Regions from separate parts of the Homo sapiens genome. Here region 2 is linked to region 1. The links are chromatin contacts, found by Hi-C or POLR2A ChIA-PET in ENCODE. All regions are on one chromosome and are shown on one strand. The core of a region is the stretch at or near the end of the contact, and the rest is flanking DNA. Distances in the headings are between cores, read along the strand shown.

The links. A loop is a pair of places that touch in the nucleus more often than their neighbours do. ChIA-PET counts read pairs that join two places held with the same protein, here RNA polymerase II (POLR2A). Pooled maps may share reads with other maps.
Region 2: POLR2A ChIA-PET joins it to region 1 with 10 read pairs in activated CD4-positive, alpha-beta T cell. The contact joins the enhancer-like site here to the promoter of TMEM109 in region 1. A Hi-C loop is called at or near these places in 3 of 168 maps with a recorded cell type or tissue (CD4-positive, alpha-beta T cell, CD8-positive, alpha-beta T cell and naive thymus-derived CD4-positive, alpha-beta T cell), 1 of 37 single-sample maps with no recorded cell type and 8 of 50 pooled maps. POLR2A ChIA-PET finds 5 or more read pairs at or near these places in 5 of 52 experiments (CD4-positive, alpha-beta T cell, activated CD4-positive, alpha-beta T cell, activated CD4-positive, alpha-beta memory T cell and 2 more).

Annotation. Positions count from the first base shown.
Region 1 is chr11:60,911,687-60,915,759 of GRCh38, forward strand. TMEM109 (transmembrane protein 109) reads left to right here and starts at 2,472. Exons shown (of 4, transcript NM_024092.3): 1 at 2,472-2,582. It overlaps TMEM109-DT (TMEM109 divergent transcript), which reads right to left and starts at 2,377. Exons shown (of 2, transcript NR_186356.1): 1 at 2,274-2,377; 2 at 1,480-1,791. RefSeq lists enhancers at 711-1,709, 2,708-3,706, 3,101-3,270 and a silencer at 2,761-2,920.
Region 2 is chr11:61,443,698-61,447,776 of GRCh38, forward strand. SDHAF2 (succinate dehydrogenase complex assembly factor 2) reads left to right here. Exons shown (of 4, transcript NM_017841.4): 4 at 2,244-3,036. The coding sequence ends at 2,374. It also overlaps the pseudogene RN7SL23P. Among named protein-coding and RNA genes, the nearest start is that of SDHAF2, 16 kb to the left of the region's middle. RefSeq lists an enhancer at 2,645-3,392. Within about 2 kb of position 2,639, at least 16 of the 41 ENCODE cell types and tissues checked have a DNase peak (open chromatin) inside an H3K27ac peak, as active enhancers do.

The sequences.
Region 1 (4,073 bases), core at 1,222-3,721:
CCACACCTGGCTAGTTTTGTTTGGTATTTTTAGAGAGACAGGGTTTCATCATTTTGGCTAGGCTGGACTTGAACTCTTTCACCTCAAGTGATCCCTCTGCCTCAGTCTCCCAAAGTGCTGGGATTACAGGTGTGAGCCATTGCCCCCGGCCAGGATTAGATACATTTTCTCCCCCAACTTTGGCCCTATATTCATTTTCCAAAAGGTGTCTACGACCTGAAAATCAAGGATGGGAAGAACCCTGAACTGTCTGAGACTGTTTCTACTACCCACATGGAAAAGAGAGTTGAAAAGAAATTAATTTGTCATAGAAAAAAAAAAAGGTTAAATTTCTTTCCCAGGAAAGTCTGTGACCTGAGATTGTTAATCTTAGACATCAGAAAGGATCGCACAAGCAAATGTAAAATTGAAACTGTTAGAAAAGCTGGAAGGTGAGGTTTAGGATGCTACCAGAGCCTGTCCTGGAAGAAGGACTCTTAGCTGAGGGGCAGGAAGTGACAAGAGCTCAGATGAAGATGGATGTGTCTGAGGAACATCTGATGGAAAGAAACAACTGGGTGAGGTGACAGATTGGGAGCCTACAGAGTGTGTACTCTAGGAGGAAGGCAGAACTGGAAGGCTGAATGGTTGGGGGTGGGAGGGAAGAGTTACGTTTTAGAGGGTTGAGTTTGAGAAACAAGTTTTAACATCAAAAGGAAGCTCTCCTATGACAGCTCTTGATGGTGATAAAAACATTCAGTCAGCAACCTGGATTTTTTTTTTTTTTTTTAATGTTCATGCTTGTTGCTTCCTTGAAACTTCACACCTACTGTGAAGTGGTATTTTTAGGTCCTTTATAGTTCTTGAACGTCAAGCAATGAAGGCTCAGAGAAATGAAGCTGTGTGCTCAGGATCACACGACAGGCAAGAGATCACCTCATTCTGAAGCCCTGTTCATTCTCCTTCACGGTGCTGCTGAAGCAGGATATTGCCCTGACCTTTCACAGGACTCACAACAGGGGTGCCCCGTTTACTCAGCCCGCTGCTCTCAACTCCTCATGGGAGGGAGTACGCAAGTGAACAAGGCGGGAACTGGAGTGCACAAGCGCTGGAACAAGCCAGCCGTTTTTCAGCACCAGTGGGATCACACTCCACTCACTCAAGATTCACCGCGTTCCACCCCTCATAGGAGGGAGCGTGCAGGTGAGTGGGTGCAGGAGCCAGAGCGTGCGCTTTTGGACACCGGCAGGAGCGAACTCCGTGCAGGCCCCGGGGCAGTGTCCAGGCAGAGTGCCTGAGGCTCCTGAAGCCCCAGAGGGCATGTTACAGTGTTCTTTTGGCTCTGTCGTCCGTGGACAGCTTAAGTGTTAACAGCTCCGTGGGCCCGCGGTTGCCCTCCACCAGCAAGGGCAGAGGGCCAGCGTGACAGCTTTTGTATCCGCACTCGTGGCTCCCGAGCTCTTGTCCAGCGTCCAAGAAAAATAAAGCTGCACGAACAAATTAAAGGACAAATGCCTGGGATTTTATTGCTGATCAAAGTGGATTTCAGAGGGAAGGTGAGCTGAAAAGAGGGGGGTGGGACAGGCCGGTATGTAGTCTTCCCTTGAAGTCCAGCTATCTCCAGCCAGATTCGTCTCAGAAGTTACGCCTTAAGCTGTCCCTCTGAAGACAAGCTGCTTCTCTCTGACATCCAGCCATGGTCGTCCCCTCATCCAGCTGCTTCTCCTCTCTGCCAGATGAGTCTGGGGTCTTTCTAGGCACAGGATGAGGCAGGGCAGAGCCATGGGTGGCTTAGGAAAAGGCAACATTCAACTGGAAAAACATGGATAGAAGTTCTCACTTTGGGCCATGGTTTCAGGCTTTTTGGCTTGAGGGTGGGGTTTCACCAGGGACCCGCTCTTTTCTACCTAGCATTTATCTGCCTCCTGTCCCTATGCACTGCCTTTGTGGCAGAAAAAGGAGAGTGAGAGTTGGTTCCTCTCTTTCTCTGAAATTCTGAGCTAACATTTGGGAGCCGTCTACAGTATTCAGGTATGAATTTTCTCTCTGGGGGAGCGCATTCGTTTTCCTAGAGCAGTGTGCTTTTAATTGCTCCTTTAATATCTTTCTCTTTTGTGCCTTTTTAGCGCGAAAAGTGTATGGGAAGACTAGGTGCTCGTTAGCGGCTCGGTTAGAACTACATTGCCCACAATGCCCCAGGGAACATTTGTAGCTCTAGAACTACATGACCCAAAATGCCGAGTGGTGGCAAGAGGAGGATTAGCTTCCACTCCGATTTCAAAGATCCAGTTTACCCACTCTACAGCCCAGATATAGTCACTTATTTCCCCTTTCCAGCCAGAGACTTCCGTTCCCTGCTGGAACTTCCGATCCCATTCTTCTCTCGGTGGGAATGCTTGTGGGGGGAAAAAGAAACGCAATAGATAAAGCGGGGCGCATGCGCTCCCGGCACAGGCTTCGATTGTGAGGAAGGCCGGCTAGTCTCCGAGCTCATCCCGCCTTGCGCATGCGGAGAAGGTAAACCAGCGCCCCGAGTTGAGGCGCGGGTTTGGTGGCGCGTTTCAGCGAAGTCGCACGTGAAGGATAGCAGTGGCCTGAGAAAGGTGAGAGCGGGCCGAGGTCGGAATGTGGGGCAGCGCACGGGAAGGGGAGACAGCAGCCGCTGCAGGCGGCACCAGGCGGAGCCGCGAGGCCTGGAGAGTCCGAGTGGGGAGGGGTCCGCGCGCCCAGCGTGCGAAACAAACCGGGGACCCGGATCCCCGTTGCTATGCAACCGGGGGCGTCGTTTCCAGGCAACCCGGGAGGCGCACGTTTCCGGGGAGAAGAGGGTTGCGGCGAGGTTCCGAGGTCCGGCAGAGGTGGAGCGGCTCCCGGGCGTGGGGACCAGGCCAGCGCCAAGCCCGAGCCCCCGAACCCCGACCCACGGCCCAGCCTCCTGCAGCCTCGGCTCGAGCCCTTCGGGGGGCCCCAAACTCATGGGTCGCGCCACGTTCCTTGCCAGCGACGCTACCCCTCAGCGCTTGGCAGGGGACGCGCCGTTCGAAATAGCACATGCCACTGACACCCTGTCTCCGGGAGGCTGCGCCCCGGTTAGGGCGCGGAGCGGCAGGGAAGCTGCCCCTTTGCCGTCGCCCTGCCCCCAAACAGTTGCTGGGCAGCAGCTGTCAGGGGTTTAGTGGGAGCTGCCCCCAACCTGCCAGGGCGCTGACTTCATTCTCTGCAGTGGCGGCTTCGCCTTGTTTAGGACCTTCCTTTAGACTCAGCTGTGCTTCTCGTGTGGCTGCTGTATATTTGGATCTACTATTAAAATAACCTCCCTCCTCACCTCTCCATGGCTTTCTCGTTCGACCCTCACGGTTTCTTGGCAGGTTGCTAATATTCATTTAATAAACATTTATTAGTCATCTTTCCTACTAGGCGCTGGGGATTCCAACATGTCAAGTCTAACCGGGAGTCGCTCGGTCTACTGGGGAAGGCAGGTTGATAAACTGCTAAATTATGCTACGATATATAGTCAGTGGTAATGTGTGTGCTGCAACATTTCTATAGATGTTTAGTTTACAAAGCGCTTGCTGCAGAAATATCTTAACTCCTTACAGCAACTCTTCACCTGGGTTCACTCCCTTTTACGTTTGAGGAGACTGCAACTCAGGCAGGTTAAGTAACAGGCGTAAGGTAGTAGCTTCTAGTCCGTGGCACACTTGAGCCTGGGACGGAAGTCAGGGGTCCTTTGTACACTGCTGCACTTTTGAAGCTTTGCTTAGACTTTTCCCTGAGCTGCTGGCTATGCATCCGAAATTCCTGAGGAGCTTTGCAAAACAAAGGGCTGAGTCCCTCTCTGGAAGAGTCTGAGTGAGTAGCCCTGGGTGGGGCAGACGTCCTTGTTTAACAGGCTGCACAGGCAGTTCCGATGGGCAGCCAAAGTTGAGAACCGCCGCTCCTTAGGGGCAGCTATGAGCAGCGGCGGGACAGTCAGAGCCGGTAGAGGGCACTTTTTGCCGCCCCTCCTGCCACCTGGTGATTCATAGCATGAAATGAAACTAACAAAAGGAAAGAGAAGAGGAGGAAGGAGCCTTGATTGGGAGGGGGGGGCG
Region 2 (4,079 bases), core at 1,389-3,888, 530 kb after region 1:
ACCTCCCAGGTTCAAGCGATTCTCCTGCCTCAGCCTCCTGAGTAGCTGAGACTACAATCACGTGCCACCACACCTGGCTAATTTTTTTTTTTTTTGAGACGGAGTCTCACTCTGTCACCCAGACTGGAGGCAGTGGCGCGATATCGGCTCACTGCAAGCTCTGCCTCTTGGGTTCATGCCATTCTGCTGCCTCAGCATCCCGAGTAGCTGGGACTACAGGCGCCCGCCACCACGCCCGGCTAATTTTTTGTATTTTCAGTAGAGACGGGGTTTCACCGTTTTAGCCAGGATGGTCTTGATCTCCTGACCTCGTGATCCACCCGCCTCGGCCTCCCAAAGTGCTGGGATTACAGGCGTGAGCCACTGTGCCCAGCCTGTGTCTGTGGTTTTATACACTCATGCTAGCCCACACTTGGCTTTTAACAATTCATTGCAAATTTTAGTGGCACAGGCCTGCAGTCCCAGCTGCCCTGGAGGCTGAGGCAGCAGGATCGCTGGAGCCCAGGAATTCTTGGCTGCAGTGCTCTATACCAATCAGGTGTCTGCTGTAAAGTTGGCAACAGTATGTTGACCTCTCAGAAGCAGGGGACCACCCGATTCCCTAAGGAGGGGTGAACCAGCCCACGCTGGAAATGGGACAGGTCGAAATTCCTGTGCTGATCAGTGGTGGAATTGCACCTCTGACTAGCCACTGCAGTCTCCCCTGGGCAACATAAGGCTGGCCCTGTCTGTATTAATTTAAAACAAATTTTTTTGGCTGGGCGTGGTGGCTCACGCCTGTGATCCCAGCACTTTGGGAGGCAGAGGTGGGCGGATCACAAGGTCAGGAGACCAAGACCAGCCTGACTAACACAGTGAAACCCCATCTCTACTAAAAAAAAAAAAATTACAAAAAATCAGCCGAGCGTGGTGGCGGGCGCCTGTGGTGCCAGCTACTCGGGAGGCTGAGGCGGGAGAATGGCGTGAGCCCAGGAGGTGGAGCTTGCAGTGAGTCCAGATCGCACCACTGCACTCCAGCCTGGGCGACAGAGTGAGACTCGTCTCAAACAAAAAAAAAAATTTTTTTAGCTGAATTCCTTTTACCCATTTGTATGATGTCCAGTGTCTCTTCTTCCTGTGCCTGCCACAGGTGAGCAAGTGCATGGCTCTCGTTTCTCCTTTGAAGGGCCTCTTTTTCCTTAGGTTTCGTCTGTTGGGTTGCCTCGTGACCTCAGTTCTCTGATATCTTTGAGAAAAGTCATAATATTTGTAATTTATCTGGCTTTTTCTTGTTGTTACAGTGAGTGCAATATTCTTTCCAACTTTCTACTTTCTTGGGGGAAGCCAAAACCTCTTTGATCTTATGTTGATTGTCACATGAAAACAGAGCCCTCACTAGATGCCAGGCCCTGTGCTGAGTAAGGGAGAATCTGACTTGGTTTTGAGGAATTCTCTCTCCTGGCGTCGTACCTAGTGTTGGTGGAAGGGTAATTCTGGAGCACATTGCCTCGGCTTTGGCAGTGGGAGGCTTTGCTTGTAATTGGCATCTTAAATAAGTGTCCCAAGGGTGTAGAGAAAGGTCAGGGGGAGCAGCACACTGCCAGACCCACTGCCGTAGACTGAGGCTGGCCTTCTCATTCTTCTGACTCAGTGCCTATGTTGCCCGTTCACTGAAATCTGGTTCTTTAGGCTCATGACAGTTCTGTGTGCCTCCAATATCCTTCCAATAAATTCCTTTTTGCTTAAGTTTACTAGAGTTATTAGTTTCTGTCTCTTAAAACTGAGGACCTCTAACTGATAGACAAAGGAGAGAGCTTTTGTTTCAAGAGATATATACATTGCAAGGGAAAACACAATGTCTGGGGAACAATGGAATTGCCAAATGCAAAGCAAAATAGTACAGCCAAGATTGTGCGGGCCAGGGGTCAGCAAACTTGTTCATAAAGGACCAGATAGTAAGTATTTTACTTGTAGTCATATGGTCTCTGTTGCAAGTACCCAATTCTGCTGTCATAACACAAAAGGAGCATGGGTAATATGTAAACCATTGGGAGCAGCTGTTCCAATAAAACGACTTGCAAATATAGGCTCACACAGTTTGCCACCCCCTGGTATAGGCTAACATCGTGTATATTTAGAAGAAGGATGGAGACAGTCTATATATCCATCTGTGGTTCTTGGCCAGTGTTTCGAGTTTTAAGATTCTCATACCTGAGCATTGACTGACTATGGCATAATTTTTTCTGCCCACTCTTCTCTTGCAGAAGCTAAACCAGCCCCAGAAATATTTGAAAATGAAGTCATGGCCCTGCTGAGAGACTTTGCTAAAAACAAAAACAAAGAGCAGAGACTGCGTGCCCCAGATCTTGAGTACCTCTTTGAAAAGCCACGTTGAGCTGTGCTCCACGGCCTGGCATGGGGGTTCAGTCTGTGGATGGTAACTACTTATGATGGACGTTAGCCTTGCTTCCGGCTTCTTAGATGCCCAGCTGCCCTACCCCAGACCACTGGTCCTGCCTCAAGTGATGGACATAACCCTCTCCTAGGACATACATGTAAATGCACAATGTGACTCATTCTCATACTTTTTTGTTCAGCTCTGAGCCTCAAAAGTGATTTGTCAGCAGCGCTGGCATGCAGGCTTTGCCTGGCTGCTATCTCTAGAGGCAAGTCTGCCACGAGAGGGCACTGCAGGCGAAGCAGTTGTGCTTGCTCATTGCCTCAGCCCAAGTGTACTCAAAGAAAAGAGGCAGCCAGCTGTGCGTGCTGTATGGAAAGCCTCCCGCCCTCCCTGCAGCTCCCCGCCCTCAGTGGCCCAGGGCTTTGTTGAAGTGGAACTCCCCACTTCCAACCTGGTATGGCTCCTTCTGCGAAGGGAAGCTGATCCCAGCCTCCTGAGCTGAATCCTTCAAAGGCACAGCAGGCAGAATGAGGGCCACAGGCAGGAGTGGTGTGGGCACACTGCTTAGGAGTCAACATCTTCATCATTGGGCTTTCTTTAAAACGTGCACTTTGTAATTTGAAAGAGAATTATTAAAGCATACTGAAAAAAGGAAATTTACAATTTCCCAGCCCTCACAATTAATTTTAATTTTGTCTATTTTCATATAACCCATAGTCATGTTTATAGAGTTTTACAAGTTCACAATTACAGGTTTTATTTTCATGTAGCACTATAGAAAACTTTCCCCCTCATTCCTACAGTCTTCACAATTAGTTGACTAAATAATAATACATAAGAAATAATATATTAGAATGAATTAGTTAGAAGTGTTTTTAAAAGCTCTAGGGCTGTGTGACTTCTGTGTTGCTAGTGGTGCCCTCCCTGGAGGGGTTTTGCCCTCAGAGCTGTAATCTAGGCAGTAGAATCAGTCACCCAGACTGGACCAGGTGCATCTAAAGGTGTTGACTAGAAGAAGGTCGGCCAGATTTGATGAGCAGGTGGTTGGTGATTATAGGAGCCGCACACAGGGACTACACACGCACATGTTTCCAGCATTGTTGAGCTCCAGGGTTCCTACAGAGCCACCTCATGGTTCCTGCCTGCTCTTCAGTATCCCTGGTGGCTCAGGAGGGAAGGGAAGAGATCTAGCCTTTACGTAATCACAGTTAAGCCTCACAGCACTCTAGACTAGTGGTGTTACCTGTATTTTATACATAAGAAAGTGGGCTCAGAGAGAGGAAGTAATTTGTCCAAGGTCAGGTAGCTATTGAGTCGAAAAAGCAGAATTTAGTATAGCTCAGTCTGCCTCCAAAGCTCTTGAACTTTCTACTAGAACACACTGCCTTACTGCTGGAAATTTAATAGAAGTCTCTGTTTGGGAAAGCTGTGGCAAATAGATGTGACAGTTCTGAGACATGACCTCTGTGTTACATGGTGGGTAGGAATCTGCCAGGTGCTTCGCCAAGTGAGTAGATCTGAACTTGATCACCCAGTGAAGCTTCTGTGAGGAAGCAGCGCAGTGCACTGGTTACACATTTAAATCCTGGCTCTGCTGCTTACCTGCTGGATACATGAATTGACCTGAGCCTCAGTTGCCTCATCTATAAAATGGGGATGACAATGCTTCCTGTCTCAGCTAGTTGATGAGATGAAACAC